2 separate regions of the Mus musculus genome follow, and region 2 is linked to region 1. The links are chromatin loops, found by intact Hi-C in ENCODE. Cell type or tissue: heart. All regions are shown on one strand. Each heading gives the region's core, and the rest is flanking DNA. Links, peaks and the distances in the headings are about the cores only.

What was found. Hi-C counts contacts between places; a loop is a spot of excess contacts. Peaks named below come from ENCODE experiments on the same cell type or tissue, not always from the same donor. Only the 100,000 strongest peaks of a DNase experiment are listed, where the experiment ranks them.
Region 2: a loop joins it to region 1, with 3 times the contacts of the local background. A loop is called at or near these places in 1 of 42 quality-filtered maps.

The regions. Positions count from the first base shown.
Region 1 is chr4:48,470,051-48,480,957 of GRCm38, reverse strand. It overlaps Tex10 (testis expressed gene 10), which reads left to right and starts at 7,495. Exons shown (of 15, transcript NM_001355740.1): 1 at 7,495-7,692; 2 at 10,886-10,907. The coding sequence starts at 10,895. In heart, for the core only: no CTCF peak of the experiment used is centred there; a DNase peak (open chromatin) is centred at 7,497; H3K4me3 peaks cover 2,479 bases; H3K27ac peaks cover 1,345 bases.
Region 2 is chr4:48,273,476-48,284,382 of GRCm38, reverse strand. It overlaps Erp44 (endoplasmic reticulum protein 44), which reads left to right and starts at 4,794. Exons shown (of 12, transcript NM_029572.3): 1 at 4,794-4,999. The coding sequence starts at 4,943. Invs (inversin) reads right to left here and starts at 4,623. Exons shown (of 17, transcript NM_010569.4): 1 at 4,408-4,623; 2 at 1,028-1,157. The coding sequence starts at 1,133. In heart, for the core only: no CTCF peak of the experiment used is centred there; a DNase peak (open chromatin) is centred at 4,672; H3K4me3 peaks cover 2,535 bases; H3K27ac peaks cover 1,959 bases.

The DNA of each region.
Region 1 (10,907 bases), core at 2,908-10,907:
AAATGAGCCACGAATACGCAGAGTGGAGTGGAAATGGAGCATTTGATTTTAGCTAATTTGTTGACATTATCTATTTTTATGTTTATTCTCACTCTGCTCCTGCTTTAAGCCACAAGGGAAACCTTTCCCAGAAATACTTTCTGATCCCCTTTCCTTTGGGGAATGACCAAGTTCATTGTTTGTGCCTGGTGTACCATGAGGTGTCCTCTCATGTTATTACAATGTGGCTTTTTACCTTGAGTTGCTTGGATGACTTTCTGACCAGCCATCCAAAGATTCTTTCTAAAACTATTATATTTATTTTCCCCCTTCTCTCTTTTTTCCCTCTCTTTGGTTTGTATTTTCTTGTTCAGTTTGTTTTGATTATTTTTTAAAATAGATTTATTTATTTATTATATGTAAGTACACTGTAGCTGTCTTCAGACAGACCAGAAGAGGGCATCAGATCTCATTACAGATAGGTGTGAGCCACCATGTGGTTGCTGGGATTTGAACTCAGGACCTTTGGAAGAGCAGTCAGTGCTCTTAACCACTGAGCCATCTCTCCAGCCCTTGTTTTGATTCTTGTTTGTTTGTTGTTTTGAGACAGAATCTCATTATGCAGCCCAGAGTACAACTTGGCTATGTAGCCAAGGTTGGCCTTGGATTTACAAGGTGGCATTGCAGGTTACTACAGATTTGGGAGCTACTGTAGCATTCTTTGTGGAAAGCCCTTTGGCAGTGACTGGTGCCCAATTTGGAAGAAAGCAAAAATATCTGTTTTTTCATTGCTGCTGGTATGACAAGCTTTTGTGAACACAGAGACTTAGGATAATAACCATTTGTTATCTTATAGTTCTACAGGTCATGAGTCTGAAGTTATGTCAAAGTTGTTTAAAGTTCAAGTAAACCTGAACTCTTAGTAACACAGGTTTTTTTCTGTTTATGAGACTGAATCATAAATGGCATCGGAAGTAAGAGAATTAACAGCACCATGACAAGACTTCATGATGTCATCAGTTAACTGTGTACCATTCTTTTTTGTTATTTATTTATTTATTTATTTATTTTTGAGACAGGGTTTCTCTGTATAGCCCTGGCTTCCCTGGAACTCACTCTGTAGACCAGGCTGACCTCAAACTCAGAAATCCACCTGCCTCTGCTTTCCAAGTGCTGGGATTAAAGGTGTGTGTCACCACTGCCGGGCTCTGTGTGACATTAAGTTACTTAACTGCTGCTAGCATTAGGCCATTTATGATTGTATAATACCTAAGCTATATAATCATCATGAGAAATTTGGAATTGTGTATACATGTATATACAATTTTTGGCATAAAGTCAAATGTAAATATGTGTAAACACAGCAAATATTTTAGTGAAAGTGGTGAGAAAGCTGCTTGTATCATAAAGTCATAATTTTAAAATCATGAGTCACAGAGAGCCTAAGAAAACAGGCTTATAAACCTTGAAAAATGTATTCCCATCTGTAACCCAGACTTGGACAGAGAACAGATCATTTCCACTGCCCATGGAGGTTCCCAGGTACCACTCTATGTCATCTTTCATTATCTTTCACCCTCTAAAGACTCATTTTTCAAAATGGTGAAATTCATATAAACAGAAGCACATGATTTTATTTATTAGTTTTATGTATATGGATGTTTCACCCGCATGTATGTCTGTGCACCATGTGTGTGCCTGGTGTTAACAGAGGCCAGGAGAGGGTGCTAACTCCCCTGGAACTGGAATTACAGGCACTTGTGAGTTGACTATGTGATAAGAAGAGTTGCACAAGTGCTTTGAACTACTGAGCCATTCTCCAGGCCCAAGAAAGTTGTTCTGGGGCTGCCACACCAGAATCATGCACCTGGCAAGGTTTCAGTCATAACTGTAGAAAGAAAAACTTTCCATAATAACAGCAGGCTTAAAGACATGTGTAACCACCTAACAAGTTCTATAGAGATTCTGGAAGGAATACTTCAGGCTGAAGAGATTGATAAACACCTCCAAGAGGGTGTGGGGAAAACAATTGATGATGCTAGGTGGCAGTTAAACAAAGGGGGACAAAAACACACAAAATCAAAAGAAGGACAGGAACTAATACATGACCTTCTATAGTAACCCTAAATGTTAATGGCCTTCATTCTCTGATCAAATGTCACAGACTAGCAGAATGGATTAGAAATCAGGAGGTCTTCATTCTTGGTGTCTCCAAGAAACACAGCTCACCATCAAAGATAGACACCACCTTAGACCGAAAGGATGGAGAAAGCTATTCAAAGCAAATAGAACTAGGAAGCAAACAGATGTCAAACTAAAATTAATCATAAATAAAGAAAATTGTGTGGACTAAAGGAACAACTCATCACCAGGGCATTACAGTTCTAAACAGGTACACTTCAAAGCCAGGTGTGACACACTTTAATCCCAACACATTAATCACTGTGGATTAATTAATTAATTAGATTAATTAATTGGATATTCCAATACTCCACCCTCACCAACAGGCAGGTCATCTGGACAAAGAAATGATCAGAGGAACATTGGAATTAAATGGTGTCATAGATCAAGCAGCCTAGTGAACTTGAACAGTCTGCTCTCTGTCTTGTTGATATCACTGTTCATTGATAATCTCAATAATTTGTTTTGAGTTGTCATTCATAATTTTTGTCTCTCTTAAAATTAAACATCATATATAATTTTTCCCAGGTCAGAGATCATATCCAGGACCTCCCTGATTCCAGGCATGTGCTCTACTGCTAAGGTTCATACCACACCCCATGTAATTCTATTTAAATTGTGAAACACATCTGTTTTCTCTTTAATGTGTTCAAGGCTTCCTGCCTTAAAAAAACAAAACAAAACAAAACAAACAAAAACAAACCTCTAACCTCTTAAATTACATGGGCATTGTATAATTTTTCCCTGGTGCATATGTCCTTTTATGCCATTGTTTAAATTTTTATAGCATTGAAGTGCTGATCATTAAGCTATATCCCCAGCTTCAAAGATACCTGTCTGTATTCTGCTTTGAGATGCTGGGTCTGGAAATCCACAAACCACATTAATTTCTTCTTTGCTAGTTGGTTCCCTGCTGCTGCCTGCCCATGGGAGCCTGGAGTGGGAGAACAAAGGAAGAAGAGAGAAGGGAACTGCTTTTTTTCTGCTTGTCCCTTGCTAGTCACTGTCACGGGAGCACAGGTAGTGGTTACTAGGTGGCTACTCCATTCTGACGCTGCCTTTGATTACAGTTCACAGGTTTTCTGCCTCTTTCAGAGAAGTGTCACTAAGCCACCTCTGTGGCAGTAGCCAACATGTCTGTGTCTCTGGAAGTCTTACGTGGATTCTATCTTTAAGCACTCACATCTATCATCCCCTACTCTGTCCATTTGTTGTCTTTGATATATGGAAGTAGTTGCTTCCTGTGGTTGTTCACTGGTGGTAGCTCATTGTCCTTTCTTCCATTTTTGACATTTCAAGTAAGCATTTGATCCTTTTTTCCCCCTTGTTTGTTTCTGTTTGTATTTTCCTGCAGTAGGGTTCTCCCTATGTAGCCCAGGCAATAACTTTGAAACTGAAGGGCACTAGCTTAATGACTAGCAATTCAACTCCACAAAAATGTATGGCTTAAGCTAGGATTTTTGTCATGCTTCAGAGCATAGATAAAAAGGGAAAGAAGTTGTTAATATATTGTAGAGATGTAGGGATACAGATCTTGACATCTATACAGATGGCATTGTGTCCCCTGAAGGGCATTTTGACATTTTAACTTCCAGTTTCCTTGGATGTGTTGATTTGGAAATGAGGTCTTCATAGGAATGATCAAGTTAGGATGAGGTCATTAGGGCATGTTCAATCTTATGTGATTGGTGGTATCTTTATGAGACACTAGGAGTAGCCAGTAAGAAGCAGACTCCCTGTTGGGCAGACTGGCAGGGGAGCCATGGTGAAGTAAGAAAGGTGGTAGATTTCCAAGAGGGCCAACTTGTTCCTCACCCTCCTGACTTGAGCCAAAAGCCTGGCAGCTTAAAATTAAGGCTTTGTAAGATTTTGTCTCCTATTGGGAGACAAAAGCCTACAAAGCCCAATAGGAGACAAAATCTGAGATAAGCCAATAGGCCCCCTGCTGATGGACAGGCTCAAGGCCTGCTTAGGCCATGTCACACAACAGTTCTGGGCCAATCAAACCGTTCTAGCTTTCTTCAAACTGACCAACACTAAACACTTGAGAGGACCACTAGGCCTCAAGACTGGATTTGTGCTTTGCAGTGGGTCCTTTTTCTCTCTGCATCTGCTCATCCCCCAATAAACATCTTTTCTAAACCGTTGTTTCTGTTTGCCGTGCTACGTATTGTGCTTCAGATTTTTCCTGCCTGAATACAAACCTGATCAAGACCCTCAGGCTGTCTCATTTCAAAGACCCCTTAGTTTGCATTATTTATGAAAGTAGGAAGCTTGAACACATACACACAGAGGCATACCTACAGGGTAGTCGATGTGCACAATACAGAGAATAGGATCTGCAATGAATATCTAAGGCTTCCAGGAGCAAGGAGTGGAATAGGGCAGATTCTCTCTCTTAGTCTGAAGAGCAATCAACATTGTTGATGTCTTGATTTCTAGTGACTCCAGTCTCCAGAACTGAAGGCCAATGTATTTCTATTATTTTAGCCAATTGGTTTTGTAAGGGCCAAAGAAATGAACACTTGTGTGGCCAATTAGCGAGTGTTAGGAATACACTCCTCTTTACATTCTAGAATGCCTGTTTACTGTAAACAGTGCTTTTCTGGCCTAGGTCAAGAAATCTTGCTAATTAGTATTGTTATGTAACAAAGATCTCTAAGTAGATATTCCTTGTAATTGTAGAATTTGTCACTTACAAGTTGAGAAGTCCAGTCTTTATGCTCACAGTTTTCATGTTTTAGAGTAGAGACAATAAACTAGCAGCCTGTTCATAACTGTTTTGTTGGCACACACAGTTTTAAAACTCAGGGGGAATGTTATCTGTTTGGCAATTGTGTCAGTCACTTTTTATGGCTCTGACAAAAACCACCTGAGATAAACAATTTAAAAGAGGAAAGATTCACTCTGGTTCATGGTTTCATAGGGTTCACTTCATGGCCAACCGGCTTTGCTGGTTTGGCCCTGTGGCACCTAGAAAAGACAGGCTCACTTTGAAGTGGCCGAGAAGGAGAGAGAGAGAGAGAGAGAGAGAGAGAGAGAGAGAGAGGCATACTCAAAAGGGCCAGGAGCGCTTCACCCCCACCAGCCTTTCCTTCTAACCAAAACTACTTCTTATTGCTTATTCAGTCTGAACTTATCAATGGTAAGCTAATTAAATCATCCATGGAGTTAGCGTCAATCACCTCTCAATGGTGTGGTTAGCTGGGGACCAACTTCAAATCCAAAGAACACTACCCATATTTAAAGACTAGATTTCTTATAAACATTTCTGGGGGTTTAATTTTGCTCTGCATTCCTTCAGGGTAAATATTGCCCATTGTTCGAAAGTGACTGCTTTTTTTTTTTCCCACACCATTAATATTTATATTAGCCACACACAAAGCCACCAGGCCTGCTTTTCTCTGAGTCTATAATCTCTGTTCTACACCAAAATAGGAAACAAAAGAACTATGGCTGAACATTACCAAATAGCATGTGTTTTGTTGATATTTATTGTGGGCCTACTATGCTCCATACACTATTTTAGGTATTTAGGATATAGACTGAACCAAACAGAGGTGCAACATGAAACATATATTTTAGTGGTGAGTGAGGGGGACAGGTAGTAAGCGGTATGTAAATTATACAGTACATTAGAAGGTGGTACACCCTAAGAAAGAAAAATGTTGAGCAGAGGAAGGAAATGTCTATATGTAGGACAATATGTTATGATTTTTAATTCAGGCCACCAGGATAGGCATACCTTGAAGGTAGAAGATGTTTGAGCAAATTCAAGTGAGGGAAATTTGTCCAGTGGATTTACTGGGTTGTGTACTTCAGGCAGATAGGAATATAAAGAAAAGGTCTAACTAGAAAGATAAAGGGGTACACGTCTCTTGTATTTAAGGAGAGCAAAGAAGTGAAGGTCACAGGAACAGAGAGAAAAGGGAACATAGCAAAACAGTGCTCAGAGGACTGCAAAGGACTGTTCCAATATGGTAGGATTTGAGGCCATCAGAAGGACTCTAGATTTGGGGGGGTAAGTGACATGGGGAACCACCGAAGAGTTTTATAGTGACATGCTTTGCCATATATAAAAAAATATTCCGAGAACTGCTCTGCAAATGTTAGACTGTATGGGGTCTAAGATGGAGAGAAATGTGTTCCCGGCTCTTTCCTCTGATCGGGGTGATGTGGACCTTGAAGGTAGCCAGGGAGATGGTGATTAATAGTGGAAGTCAGAGCCAGCTGGTTTTTCTCCTGGGTTAGAAGCCACATGGTCTCAGAAAGATGCCAGCTTTTAAGGTTTGGCTTGAGTAACTGGCAGGATGGGATGCTATTTAAGGTGAAGAGGTTGTAGGAAAATATTTCAGAATGGATGTGCAGAGTTATCTTTTAGTCCTTGTTGATACTGAGATAGATATACATTGCAAAGCTGAAGGGAGAAGTTCTGAATAAGCTGGTAGCATTTTGGAGTTTAGGGGGCATATCTAGGTGGCATAAGCCTTTATAATTTTTTTTTTATTTTATAGTTTTACATATAATGTCATCAACTCCCAAGGCAGGTGCGGTGGGGGAGGGGAGGTTGTCTGTGTGGTGGCTTTTTGGCTTTATTCTTTATTCATTAACACAGAGGAGGTGTGACCTTAATTCTGATGCTTGGGTCTCCTGAATTTAGTTATTATCGTTTTATCCCTACTTCGTATATTGAACCTCAATATAAGGTATTAGGCTTTTCTAGTTCTTATATGTAGGAAGCTGCAAAGACAAATTTGACTCTAGGCTGACACTCTATCTGTATGCTTTTCCTTATATGTGGCTAAGTCAATCTTTAGATGGTTTTGTTTTCAAGATTTCTTTCTTCACATCTTCTTTGTAGGCATTTTAATGTCTCAAATTTCTCTAAATCCACTTACTTTGATTAGTAGAAGTTAATTATATGCTGAAAATGTTGAATTGGGGAAAACCCTGTCCTAGGTTTCCGGGACTCTGCCACAAGGTATAGTTTGTAACCTCTTAGCATTTGTCTATTTGCCTTTAGTCCAGGTTACCCTTCCCAGAAATGCTATCTTTGCTGTCCGAAACTTTTTCCTTCCTCAATTAAGCTCAGTTTATACTTTTCTCTAGCTCCAGGTTTGAAGAACTGAAGTCCTTGGGGGGAGAAGACCGCCTTTCAAGCTGTAACCAGCCAACATCCTCCAAGCCAAGGATGCTGGAAGACCTGACTCGGCTTGCTGGACCCTAGACCCTCCTCTCTTTCCTCCAGCTTCCGGCGCAGCCCCTCTTAGAGGGGGCGTGGCGTGCAAATCTGGACCCGCCCTCCGGCTGCGCGCGATTGCGACCTGCGGTCACGTGAGCGCGGCGAGGGAGGGCCCCCACTTCCGGGCGGCGGAAGGAGACGCGTCCGCGTGAGGACGAGGCGATTTGAAAACACGCTCTGGGAGCGAGCGGAAAGCCTGCGGCCGGCGGTTCACGGCGTGCTCCTGCGGGGCTTGACGGTCGCTCGCTCTCCGCCGCGTCTCCGCGTTCCGGGTCCGTCCGGGCTCTCAGGTGAGCGGCGTCTGTCTGTCCTGCACGGCTCTTCTGGGGCGCGGACACGCGAGGCCCAGGCGGAGGGACGGACTGTGGCGGCGGGTAGGGCGGCCGGGGTCCTAGCTGTCCCCCCACCCCGAGCGTGAGAGCCGGCCGAGGGGCTTCCGAAACGCCTCAAGCGGCCGCGGTCCGATTCGGAGGCTCGGCGGGTGTTAGGCCGGCGTGTGGGGGTCGGGCCAGAGACTCCACTCGACGTCCACTGAGGTATAGGAACCATGGTTTTTCTTTGGGAAAAAAAAAAAAAAAGACAAACGGAGTTTCCATTTTTGGTGTGCGAGCTCGAAAACGGGCGGGCGGATCTGATCGCTGCCCTCCTCCCCCTCCCCTTGACGGAGGACCCTCTCTTTCTGCCCCCTCGAATTTGGGGAACTTTGGAGACGCGAAGGGTTGGAGAGAATCACCGTAGGCCAACTGCTGCAATGCTTACTTTCTCTCCTTGATTTCTTCCTTTCTTTTGGAGAGCGGGAATAGTTGGAAATAAGGAGGAAAGGTAATGGGCTGGCCGCAGGGCAAACTACTTGGGAGTCTGCTTAAGTTGCAGTCTTTCTTCCGCTCAGGTTAGCATTAAGACTGACCTGCAGCAGGCATGTGTATGTGTATGTGTATGTGTATGTGAGTTTTCAAGCTTACCAAAAAGGTGATCAAGTCCAGTGAGAGCTCAGGCTCCGAGGCTGGAGTTAGCTTCCTTGTACTATCTACTGCTGTAAAAGTGGTCTAGTCTAGTAGAGCTATTTGACTTCCAGTGTTACGAAAATCTTTAAATGGAAATAATAGCAGCATCTAATGGAACTTTAACCAAGTTCCTAGTGGGAAAAAAATTGTCAGTATGTTTCTGTAAATAATTGTCGAGATTTAAAAGTTATTAGCCCTCATAATTTTCCTAGCAGACTGATGAGAGTGTACTTGAAGTGATACGGCACAACTTACTGAGAATGAGGTCTGATGTAGATTGCTAGAGACAGACCGACCGACCCATCATCACACGTGAAAGAGTGCCTAGAGGATAATGCAAGATGTCACAGGGTCAATTTTTCTTTCTTGTGAACCGTTTTCTTTTATCTCTGGAAACACTACTGATAAAATTGTAAGAAAAAACTTACAGAGTATGCTTGCTTAATAGGTAAAAACCAGCTTTGTATTAAAAGGGATGAGTCCCGGGGCTTTCTGGGTGTGTGAGGCTTGTATGTTTGGTAGGTGTTGGTCCTGAGGCTGACTAACACATGCATGTGTGCTTGAAACAACTGTCAGCTTACAGCTCTGGGTATGGTAAGCATGGACAGGGCAATTACTTATTTAATCTGGTAAAATCTGGTAACTGTACCTTGGCTTATAGATACATAACCACAGTAGAAAATATGTTTGGATAAGAATCACACCGATTCTAGAAATAGTTTTTTTTTTTAAATGGAGATGGTATTTTGCTGTATTGATCAGGTTCCTCAAAGTGCCTGAGCTCAAGCAGTCTTTCTGCAGGTCTAGTATTGACACAGGCAAATGCACTGTGCTCCCTTTAAAGCCAGCTCTTAGCCTCTTGTGTAGTAGGCAACTTCTACTTAAGGGGTCCTAAGGTCATAAATCTATGAATTTGGATATGCTGTCTTAGCAGAATTCATTCATTCATCCATTCATTCTATCAGCACTGTAAACTTTTATTTATTTACTTTTAAATCTCCCATGTGTAGCATTATGACTTTATGACCTAAGGTAATTCTGTTAGACCAGAAGTGCTCAACTGGGTGTGCAGTGGAAGACAGAATTTATTATTTTTGAAGAATGTGAAAGGAGCTTTAAGAAAAGCTGGAGAGGGTTGTGGGAGCCACCTGAGTGCCTGCCGAGGCTTGGTGCCTTGGCATGGTTAGGGAGTGCCCCATTTATAAAGAATAAGAGCAAGGAAAGCTCCCTGTCCTTGTCACATCTGTGTGTAGAAAGCTGTCTGATGACCATGGCCAGGGGCTCATAGAGGAGACAGTGTAGACAAAGCATTTACCAGTGGGAAGCTTGAGTAGTAATCGGGTAGAAATAAGGACTATTTAAAGCCAGTGACTTTGGAATGGGCAGGAAGCATGCAGATTAAAGGGTTGGTGAGCAAGAAAATTGGAATGGAAGGTGAAAGAATGTAATGGAGAATGAAGAAAAGTACAAGGTGATCTGGTTGTGCTTGAGTTGTTTACTTAGTGGCCTGACTAGTCCTTTTCTTATTCCTCTTAAATCACATTTCCTGTTATCTTGTTGCTTACCTTTGGGGTGGGGGAGGGGTGCAGAGGGTGGATACTGTTTTGTTTTTTTGTTTTTTTATTTACGACTATAACGATGAAAATGTGCCTTTATTTCTGTCCTTAGCAGGCATGTTCCCACTCCTGACCTTTACCTGGCTTTCTTGCTCATAAGATACTCATTCTTCCTTACTGCCTGCTTGGGTCCTACCTGTTCTGTTCTGTTTTGATTTGATTTGTTGTTTGATTGGTTTGTAGCATCTAGCTTTGATTCATGAAACTTAACCTAATTATCTCTTTCATTAAAAATAGCAAAATTTTCACACTTTGTTAAATCCTGAGTACTGTGCATTTCTAACAGAAGTGTACCTGTGGTATGTTCCAGAGTGGGGAAAAAAACCAAACCAAACCAAACAAAAAGAACACCAAAAAATTTCAGGTTTCTGTGTAGCACACTGACAATTTCTTTTTTCTTTTTTTTTCTTTTTTTTGGTAAGACAGGGTTTCTCTGTGTAGCTCTGGCTGTCCTGGAACTCACTCTGTAGACCAAGCTGGCCTCGAACTCAGAAATCTGCCTGCCTGTACCTCCCAAGTGTTGGAACTGAAGGCGTGTGCCACCACTGCACATTGACAATTTTATATGGTTCAGAAAACCTTGCAAAGAAAGAATTTTGTTAAAGAACAAGATTCTTTCCTTTTTTTTTTTTTTTTGTTGTTGTTGTTAATGACTTGTTTTCAGCATTTCTTAACCAAACTAATTCTTGCATGCTTTAATGGTTTTTTGCCTGTTGTCTATTCTGATTCTTCGGCATTGTTATTGATGGCATGATTCATGGTGATGTTTGAGGTGTTAGAGTAATAGAAATATTGGAAAACAATATTTTTATTTTTTTACCGCTTATCCTTGCTTTAATCATTGTCTCCATTCTTTCTGACAGCATTAAAGAATGACCAAAAAAA
Region 2 (10,907 bases), core at 1,078-9,077, 190 kb after region 1:
TGAAACTATTCTAAAGAAACAAGAATGAAGGTTCAAGTATTCTCAAATTTACTGCCCAAGTAATCAATCATGCCCTCATCAAACAGTAACATCTATTAACATTACAAATAATGTTTATTTTCATTCAATTTGTTCTCTTTTGAGACTTGTGATTATGTGGGTTGGGGTTTTCGACAATTCTTGAAGTTTTTTAGCCATTTTGGATTTAATTCTGTACAATATTCATTTTGTTCTCGCTAGAACAAAATGTTCTCCCTAGAAACTTAAATACTTTGACTATATTGTATAGTAAATTTACCAAGTAATTTTTGCTTCATCCTAATCCGTGTTGTGAACCTTCAGGATTTAATTTCTTTCTTGTCCAAGCACTGGAATAAAATATAACTACTATATTTTTAAATGTTTAAGTGTATTATAAATTTAAATGATCAATAAACTCCCTAAGAACAGAGTTGTTTTTATTAGTTTGCATTTCTTTGTTATTTGTATATGTAACCACGTACATGCAGAAGCCAGAAGTCAGCACTGGGTCCCATCTTCAATTGCTCTCTACCTTTTTCCTTAAAAAAAAATTACATTTATATATTCATTTGATATTTGAATGTGTGTGTGTGGTATAATACCCATGCAGCAGTCAGAGAACTTGCAGGAGTTTTGTGTGTGTGTGTGTGTGTGTGTGTGTGTGTGGTATAATATCCATGCGGCAGTCAGAAAACTTGCAGGTGTTGTTTTTCTCCTTCCACCAGATAGGTCTCAGGAATCCAACTCAAGTCCTCAGGTTGGCAGCAAGTACCTTCACTTGCTAAGCTATGTCACAGGCACTGAACCTTGAGTTCATCAATTCAGCCAGGCTGACCAGTCATGAGTTGTAAAGATCCTCCTGTCTGCCTCACATCAGAATTGGCATTACAGATATACCACACTGGCTTCTCAGCTCAGGTCCTCATGCTTGTGCGGCAGACAACTTTACCAAATAAACCATTTCTCCAGTCAGACACAGCATCTAAGTTTACAGGGGACTGCTTACCAACAATGAGTCTCTGAAGGGCACCTTTATCTCCATTAACTGCAGCGGCATGAACCTGAGATGCTAATGAGGACCCCGTAGAGAGTACATCCTCGGATATGTTCATAGTTTTCTCCACAATCCTAGTGACCTGAAACAGAAATTGAGTACAGTGAGTACAAGCAGAAATACTTCTCAAACCTGTCTTGTGAGTGCCAAATATGATTTATTATAGATATTTAAATAGGACTTAAAAACTCACTCCTACTTCTACAACTGCTGACATGGCAAATTGGATGGCTTCTGTACAACTTGCTTAACTATAGATTAGAAAATTGGGCTCTTTAGAGATCTTTCTCAAGGAATGAGAAAAGATGACATTTCCATTAGGCATAGAGTTTAAAAGTCACATTGACTTCTAAGATTAATACATTCGAAGGTCATATGATTCCATACAATACTTGTTGAGGTTAGCCAGCGTCCTGCTTTAAGTTACTCCATATTGAGTAAAATGGAGGGTTTTCGGCCTGTGCCTGGTCCTGAGACACTCCACTTTATTAGCTGCTTTTGAACTCTGTTTTGAGGGTAGATGATGACTGTGCTCTTGGATGGAAGTAAAACACTAACTCCTGCCCAGCTACCACTGAAGCACAGACTGATCAATGACTTACTCCTGAGAACAGAGAGGGCGGCATCCTATACACTTTTCAAGGTATACTGAGACCATGGGAGGATATGAGCATATTAAAATCATACCAAGGAAGCCACTTACTGGACATGTCAGACCAAGGGTGGGTTGTAACTTCCTAACCATGGGGTGGAAGACACCCAGCAACGCAGGGGCAATGACCCCCCACCAGACTATCTTCTGAGTTCTAGTGGATGTGTGCACTAAGGACTGGCAAGCACAGTTCTTAGCTTTCCTTGAGGGTCAGCTGGGTCCCTGGGTGTTTGACTTGGCCTACTTGACTGCTATCTGCCCATCCACCTATGAGCCTGTCTGGACCCAAATCCACTATTCCTCTTCTAATCTGGTTCTGTCCTCTTGTTTCTGCAGCCAACTACATCTTTGCCCTCTACCCTGACTCTCTTGTGGTCTGATTTGAACAGCCAACGGCTTGCTCTAAAACTGTTTTAGGGTTGTTACTTATCAAGACAGAATATGCTTGAATTTTTGATCAGCCCACTCCTGAGCTTGCACTGTCATAGCTTCTTTACATTGTATTCATTCTATAAACCACATATCTGCATATTTACTGTGTGCCATTTTGATATGAGAGTTAATAATAGTAATTGAGATCAGAATAAAAAAAAAAACAAACTACATATGCCCTGGCCAGATTACCAAAGTAGGTGGGATTAGCTAGCAAAAGGCTACCATTGGAACCATTATACTTTGTGATTTTATTGTCATTTACTAAAATCTGACATTGTAGAAAGCCTTAAACATGCTTGCATATGTTTCTGACGTAGTTCTTTCGAAACTGACAAGGATTATTGAATTGTTCTAATTTAGAAAATAGTAAATTATAGTAAAGGTTAGCTTTTCATTTAATTTGCTGACAATGTTAGTAAACATCTGGCAAAAAAAAAAAAAAACAAAAAACCAGAAGTGTTGGGAGCCACTTCTGTTTTGTCTGAGCATGTCTGACATGGTAGAACGAAGAGTGTCATGTAGGATTGTAGCAAAATCACTTGAGAGACTACAAAACAATGAGTGAAGTGAAAGTAGACTACATTTGAGTTCCTGGCTCAGTTGTGTTAATGATCACAGAGTGTCTTTAGATCTTAGTAAATATGAAAAATTAAAACGGTTAACTGTTTATTTAACAAGTAGAGTGCCAACTATTCTAGGTACTGTTCTGAATTCTAAAACATCATTGTGGATCCAACGTGAACAGAGTTTTAGGCCTGCTAGACCACAAAAAAACCTTACTTGCTACTTTGAAAAATGTTAAAATAGTTATTTCTATTTCTTTAATAATTATATTGCTTAACCACAATTCTAGCAGTCAGCACAGTAATAGGTATTCAGCTGGTGCTAAGTGAAAGCTATGAAATGTCATGGGTGAGTCTCAAGTCCAAAGGGTAAATCAGACCAAAGTTTAGCTTCAGGGAATAATGAGTTCTGTTCTTTTCTTCCTTCCTTTCTTTTCTTTCTTTTCTCTCCCTTTATTTTTTGAAAGATAGGGTCTTGAAATTCAAAGACTAGGTTGCCTGGGAATTTATTATGTAGCCCACACTGGCCTTAAACTCCTGATCCTTCCATCTCAACCTCTCAAGTGCTGGGAGGACAAGCATATACCACCATAACCAATCCTACTGTTTATCAATTTCTTATTTTAATGAAACTTGGGTTTGGTCAGAGAACATGATGAATGTTACATTGATAAGGCCACTGCCTTAGGAAATAGTGGGTTTAAGTATTGGCTCCACTACACTTTAATTTTGTCTCCCTGGGAAAGCCATTCCTCTAGGTGCTGTTGCTAGTTCTTCATCATTTTCTTCTTCTTCTTCTTCTTCTTCTTCTTCTTCTTCTTCTTCTTCTTCTTCTTCTTTCTCCTCCTCCTCCTCTTCCTCCTCCTCCTTCTTCTCCTTTAGCAGAGATGCTCATTTCCTTGTTGTCCCCACCCCAATAAATAATTTTTTATAGAAAGAAATCAAAGCCACTTTGTTAGTGCTTTAAAATGTATCATCATCATTAAATAATTATAAAATAAGCCTGTGCAATAAACACTCTAATTACTGCTATGCAAACGTAGTGGTGCTGAGCTCACACACAGAAAAAAGAAATTCTGCTTAGGAAGAAAGATTTGGTGACTGTGACAGATGTCAGGGGAATCAAATGTCAGAAGTGGTGACACTTGAGATGGCAAGCCAGAAAGAAAAAGGGTAAGGCCACTTCAGGCAGCAGGAAGGCTGAAGCAAAGAACTGGAGTAGGGAGAATCACAAATGAAGAATGCCTCCTAAGTAGTGATGATGTGGCTAACTTTCCAGGCACGTGGATCTAGCTGGATGTTCACAGAAGATTCTGGAAAGCTACCATACACCAAGTTAAAATCCTTTATTACTTGGTTACTTCGTAATTGTACTGTAAGAAGTGGTCACGGCCACTTGGGCACTGCGCTTTACAGTTTACAGCATGCTTTCCCATCCCTGTTCTCTTCGTTTCACGGACCCTCTGAAACAACCCTGGGTAAGTGATTGACCGAAGCCCCAGTGGTGATTCTCCTTATATAACGGAGGAAGTAGCACAGAAAGAAGAGGCAGCAGCTTGGAGGCCAGGGATGGAGGCTCAGGCCACACCTCAGATCAGGCGGGCCAAGAAAACGCAGCAGCAGCCCGGGGCGGTGCTCTCCATCCTACCCGAGCCGCCGATGCTGGACCGCTTCCTACTCACCCCTGACTCCAAGAATGGCGTCCCGGGGCCGCCCCAGGAGGCACAACCCTCACGGGGCCGCCCCTACCGCCAAGCCAGGCCACTGCGCCCACAGGAACAGACCCCAGGACACTAGAGCCCGGGAGCTCTGAAGAAGTAGCCTGGGGCTCCAGGCTGCACAGCCCTCTGGGAATTGTAGTTCCCGTCCCGGAGGCACAGAGGTACGCGGTCCCTTCCAATCCCGAAGAGCCCCGCGCACAGATGGCTTGGCCGTCGTGGGCACAGGGCTTACTGGGAAAGAGAGTCCCAGCTCTCCGATGACATGGTCAATGAAACTACAGTATGGACTACATTTCCCGACGTGCTTCGAGATGGGCAGGACCCGGAAGTGAGGGCGTGAGAGGCCTCTCTGGAAGTTGTCCCGGGTGTTCGCCGCTGGAGCTCCGGGTCGAGAGGACGAGGTGCCGCTGCCGCCGGCCCCGGAGCCCAGCCCTTTTCTAGCCCGGTCCAGTCCCAGCCGCCACCTCCTGACCCCGCCGTCGACCCCGTCGTTACCATGAATCCTGCGGTCTTCCTGTCTTTAGCAGACCTCAGATGCTCCTTGCTGCTCCTGGTGAGTGTATGTCGGGGTGACAAACCCTCCGACTGTGTCCCTGAACGCCTCCCGCCCTCCGCGAGGGGGAACGGTGCAGCCCCCTGCTTGCCTCGACTCTCCTCCGCTGGCGAGGCGTGCACCCCCGGGCACTACCTTCACTTTGGCCGTTCTTTTGGCTCCTTAAGCCTGCGGTCCACAAGGCCTGCGAAAGCACAGTCAGGGCTTGGAACCTGCAAATAGGAGAATTCGCCTTGGGGGGAGTGAGTGATCCGTGGGAGGGAGGTCACCGCTGAGGCCCCTGGAGTTCGTTTCAGTTTTGTGGACGTTGAGGACCTGCTTGGGGCACCAGAATCCTAAGGGACCTAGGGTACACCTAATGTTTTCTCCCACATGGAGGGGCGTTAGAAGCCGACAGGTGTTGGGGTCGTGTGAATCTCTCTCTGGATCCTTGAAACCGGCTGGCAAAGCCCTCTGTTGTGGCTTAATGTGATTGGTTGGAAACCCGGAACTGGAGTCTGGTTTGGTGTCGACTGGGAGAATAGGAATTTGAAAAGGTGGAGGATGTGATTATCTGACAGGCTCTGCTAGAGCCTCCTGCTAGCCTTGTTGCAACCTCTGCACCCTAGAAGCATACATAAATCTTGGTCAGTGCTCTGAACTGGAGAATAACCAGCTCTCCTGCATACCTAGGTGCTTGGTACTTCCCTGCCTGCCCAACACCATCCCATCTTAGAAAAGAATCTTCCCCCAGTTCTTCTTCTGAAGTCTATCTTGAGTATGCAACTTACTTGGCCTCTTCTTAAGGTCAAATTGAGACAAAAACTGAAGGTCTAACTCCATATGTGAACATGAGAGGAATTTAATTGGACCGTAATGACAGCATTTGAGAATACTTGAATTGTGGTAGATTCTTAGAAAGCTAAGATTAGCATCATTGAATATAAATTACTTTCTTCACAGCTTAAGAATAATAATTAACTTGCAAGAAGCTGTGTAGTTGGTTACAGGCGAAACTGAGTCTAGAAATAGATTTCTTAATTTGTAGTGTGTATTCCCCCGTATCACATAAAAAGTTTAATGTCTGCACTTAAAATACTTTTCATTCTCATTATGGCTTGAAAGCCATTTTTTAAAAAGCTATATATAATACTCTGCTTTTTTCAAAATAAAGTAGTGTAAACTAAATGAAATGAAAATAGTTCTGAAGGCTACAGTTGTGTATAAACGAGGCCACATATGTCTTCTTAGCACTTGTAAGTATATAGCAGTAAATTACTTCTATATAGAGGATCTCTCTCTCTCTCTTCTCTCTCTCTGTCTGTCTCTGTCACTCTCTGTCTCTCTGTCTCTCCCTCCCTCCTCTCTCTCTCTCTCTCTCTCTCTCTCTCTCTCTGTGTGTGTGTGTGTGTATGTGTGTTATTATGTACTGTGGCACCTTCTAGAACTGTTGCATTAATAAGAGGCCATATACTTCTTAAGGATACTAATTACTAATCTTTTCCTCAGCCTTAAAAAGAGTTGTCTGTTAGAAATTATTTTTAGGTGACTGAGAAGTTCAAAGATCAACATTCTTAAGAAATTGAAACATTGAAACATTTCTGTAGGAAAATGTCACTAGAGCTAAGTTTAAGAAGAGTGAGGTCCAGGGCAGCCAAGGCTATACAGAGAAACCCTGTCTCAAAAACCAACAAACAAAACCAAACAGAATGAGGACATTTATTTCTAAGTAACACAGACTTTTTCTAGAGAATTTATCAACCCTGTTAAATACCTAAGTGAAGATTTCTTCTCCAATAAAGCCTACATTTTCCTAAAGTCTAGTTAAAAACACATTGTGTGTTTGTCTTTCCAAGCAAAGATAGATGATAGGACCAGAAGAAGCCCAGAAGCCATTTCAGAGAACTCCTGTGAAGATGAATGGTCTGAAAGCAAAGCCTCAGAAGTTCTCATAAACCAGAAGCACAAGTCAAGTTAGCGCCCATGTGAGCATAGTATTTGCTTACTTAGTTCTAATCATTTTAAACTCGTCTTAAACTAGCTTAGCAAATATTCATAGAGCATTGGTTTAATCTCAACAGTGTGTAGCCTGTCTGACTGCTAATTCAGTCACAGTGACGGAACCTGCTTACTCAGTATCCCACCTGTCTAATGAATAATCCTCTGAGTTCCCTTCAGGCTTCAACTTGATGCCTTTCACAGGCAGACATAGAAAACTCCAGCTCCCGTTTAGCTTAGGTCATCATTTTTTCCCTTAAGTGGTTGGCTCTCAACATCCATATATCCTCTTACCATAGTAAGAAGCACTCTACCTCAGTTTTAAAGACCTACTAAGACCTTCTTAAATATGTAGGGATCATAAAATAATAGCTGAAGTTATAACACTAAATTTCAGGAATCAAATGACAATTTTTTTCCCCTTATCTCAAAAGTATTCTAGGGGGAAAAAAAGTATTCTAGACTACATCACTGTATGCCTTGAAAGCCTTCCTGCATGGGCATCAAACCACAGACTCTGTGATGACTCTTTCATTGAGTGCTATTGGCCCTCTCTCCTTTGTGTCAGAGACAGGTTGCTTGAGAACTGAAGCGGTTTCTTTTCTGCTTACCTTCCCTAGCTTGTGCTCTCTGCGCTGGTCGTGTGTAAGTTTTGAAAATGTGAGGTAAGAGAGGGATGGATAAATCTGAATGGAGTTGTGTCAGATATTCTCTGTTAACTTTAGAGATTTTAACCCTTTATTCCAGTTGTTTTATTGACGATGTCATCTCACTAATCTCTTGATTCTAAGACTCTAGGTTGTTACTAGCTCTGGTAGTCCTGGGCTTCTATAAGCTAATACCTTCATTACTGTTGCTTTTGTTTTTTTATTTTTCTATATGTATAGGAAGCCAAGAAAATAGTACCTGGTTTAGGAAGCTAAGTAATTAGAGAGCTAAGTAAACACTGGTAGAGTCTGCTGAGTTTAATTTTTAAGATTTTTGTAGGTGTCAGTTTTAGTCATTAATGTCAACAATAAAAGTGTTCAATCTTCAAAAAAATACTATTGGAAGCCCTTAATTAGATTCATAGCAGGTGGGTTATTTATCCTTTTTATATAACTTTTTAAATGTAACCTATGGGTTACACTATGGGCTGCTCTTTAAAATTAGTTGAGACAGTTTTAATAAAACACAGTTCATGGGTATCCTGGATTCTGTTCTCATCTCAGAACAGACAAATAAACAGCAACACAAAGTTGCTTGGGCTGTACCCCAGTTATATGTCATAGAGTCCAGGCACTGGTTTAATTTCCCCCCGAAACACTATTGTGACACTTACAAATGTATTCAGATACTACTTGATGTTAAATATTCCTAATTGTGTCTTATTTTAAAAACTGGTCACTCAAATTGGAACCACATGAGCTCCATGCATGCGAGTTGGTTTCTGTGTCTCCTGTAAAACGTTAGGCTGCCTGGAATTGAGCCCAGGGCCTTGAGCATCCTGAGCACACACTGTGCCACTGATCAGCTACCAGCCTAAGCTAAAGTCTGTAGCTTCCTTTCCCATCTCATTTTTCCCTTGGTAACTTAGATATAGATACAGAGCATCTCACATTCTTGGTATTACTATTTGTAGCCTCTTAATGTTGTTTTGATGTTTCTCTGTTGTTTTATTAATAGAAATCTGTAATTCAGTTTTTGTGATTTTTTTTTTTAACCACTAGCTCAGTATGTATTGCTAAATTTGCTTATTTATCTTTCAAGTCAGGATTCTAAAAACTTATTATTTACTTTATAATCATATAAAACGTATGATCTTCAGAACCAGACAAATTGTGTTAAGATAATTCTAATTTTTGTCTCTTATGCTGATATAAGAAGACTTAGTATTTTTTTTTTTTTACTTCTATGGCCATTTCTTTTAAAAAACTAATGTAAGTCATTTGCTTTGATGTCTATATATGTATTTTTCTAGTTTGATTAGACTATATATATTATTCATACTTTTCACTTTAAAATTATAAAAATAGCTTTCCAGCTTCAAGTTTTATCTTAAAGGTGTTGAGATGGAACTGTTCTACATGTGTACACATGTGAGTGTGTGCGTGTGTTTATGTGTTGGAGGTTGCATGTGTATGTGCATTCAGGAGGCCAGAAGAGACTTTGGGTGTTGTCTGCCTTGATTTTTGAGAGGGCATCTCTCACTTGTTTGGTTCATTGAACTGACTAGTTAGGCTAGGCTAACTGACCACAGAATCCTAACCTTCCCATGTCTGACTTTTAAACTTTAGTTTAAAGAATTTTTTTTTTTTACATTTTATTTGTTTACATTTCAAATGATATCCCCCTTCCTGGTTACCCCTCCACAACCTCCCCATCCTATCGTCCCTCTCCCTCCTCCCATTTGCCTCCATGAGGGTGCTCCTCCACCCACTCACCAACTCCCACCTCACTGCTCCAGCATCCCCCTACGCTGGGGCATCAAACCTCCACAGGACCAATAGTTTAAAGAATTTTAACTTAATTACTTTATTCTTTGACAGTTTCATATATGTGTATGTATAATATGCTCCAGTCATTTCCACCCATATTATCTGCTCTTCTCTTCTGTCTCTTTTCTTCTTTCCAAGAAGTTTCCTTTCAAATAAAATGCCTTTTAAAAGTGTGTGTGTGTGTGTGTGCGTGCGTGCGTGCATGTGTGCATGTGTGCATGTGTCTGTGTTTTTCTGTGTGACTGTATGACTCACTGAGTTTAGTTAAGGTTGGTTGAATGAGCATGGGCAACTTTTTGATGGGTACACCACTGATGAAAATGCCACCCCCTCCCCCAGCAGTCATTAGCTGCCAATACCTCCCCTAACCCTGAGGGAGTGCTGATAGACTCTGCCTTGTGCAGGTTACCTTAACAGCAGTGAGTTCATGAGTACAATAGTCTTTTTTTGTGTCCATTTGACATCTTTTTGTGGCATACCACCTTATTGTTCAGCTCCAACAATCTTTCCATCCCTTTCTCCCCAGTGTTTCCTGAGCTTTGGAGGGGACAATAAGATGCCATCTTTAGACAGGACTGACTACTGCTCCGCTATCATTATGATAGGCACTTTGACCAGTTATGAGCCTCTGCATTAACTGCTGTCTTCAGCTTTAAGAAACTTTTCTGAGGAGGCTAGGAGCAGCACAAAGCTGTGGGTATAAACCAGAGTATCAGAAGACAGTCTGGCATGTCCATTTAGTAAAACGTTACTTTTTGGGACTTACTCACCAGACTAAGCTGACTGGCTCGGGAGCCTCGGACCTTCCCAGCCGCTGGCTGGCTCTTGACCAGGTTACAATGCCAACACTGGACTTTTTATGGAGGTTTTGGAGATTGAACTTAGGTCTCTCACTTTTGTGTAGTGTTCTCAGATTACTATTGTTTCTATTTTTTTCTGTTGTGTCAAATAGTTCTGCAAACATTAGCTTATGTGTATACAATTTTGATAGTGTATCTTAGAGATAGATTCCTGTAAGTGAAGTGAAGTTGCCAGTGGTCAAAAGGTAATGGACAAGCTGGGCGTGGTGGCGCACCCCTTTGATCCCAGCACACGGGAGGCAGAGGCAGGCGGATTTCTGAGTTCGAGGCCAGCCTGGTCTACAGAGTGAGTTCCAGGACAGCCAGGGCTATACAGAGAAACCCTGTCTTGAAAAAAAAAAAAAAAAAAAAAAAAGAAAGAAAGAAAGAAAGAAAGAAAAGGTAATGGACAGTACTTGGAACTTTATGCATGCTGCCACCGGATGTCGTGAAACGCCACCACATTGGGGTTTTGCCATTATGTCATCTTGCCAACAATGTAAAAAAAGTTTTCTATAGTCTTCTCAGAATAGGAGTGGGCATTTCTCACTGGTATTTCATGTAACTTGTTTCTTTTAATAGGTGTACAGATGATTTGCATATTCTTTCTGTGTG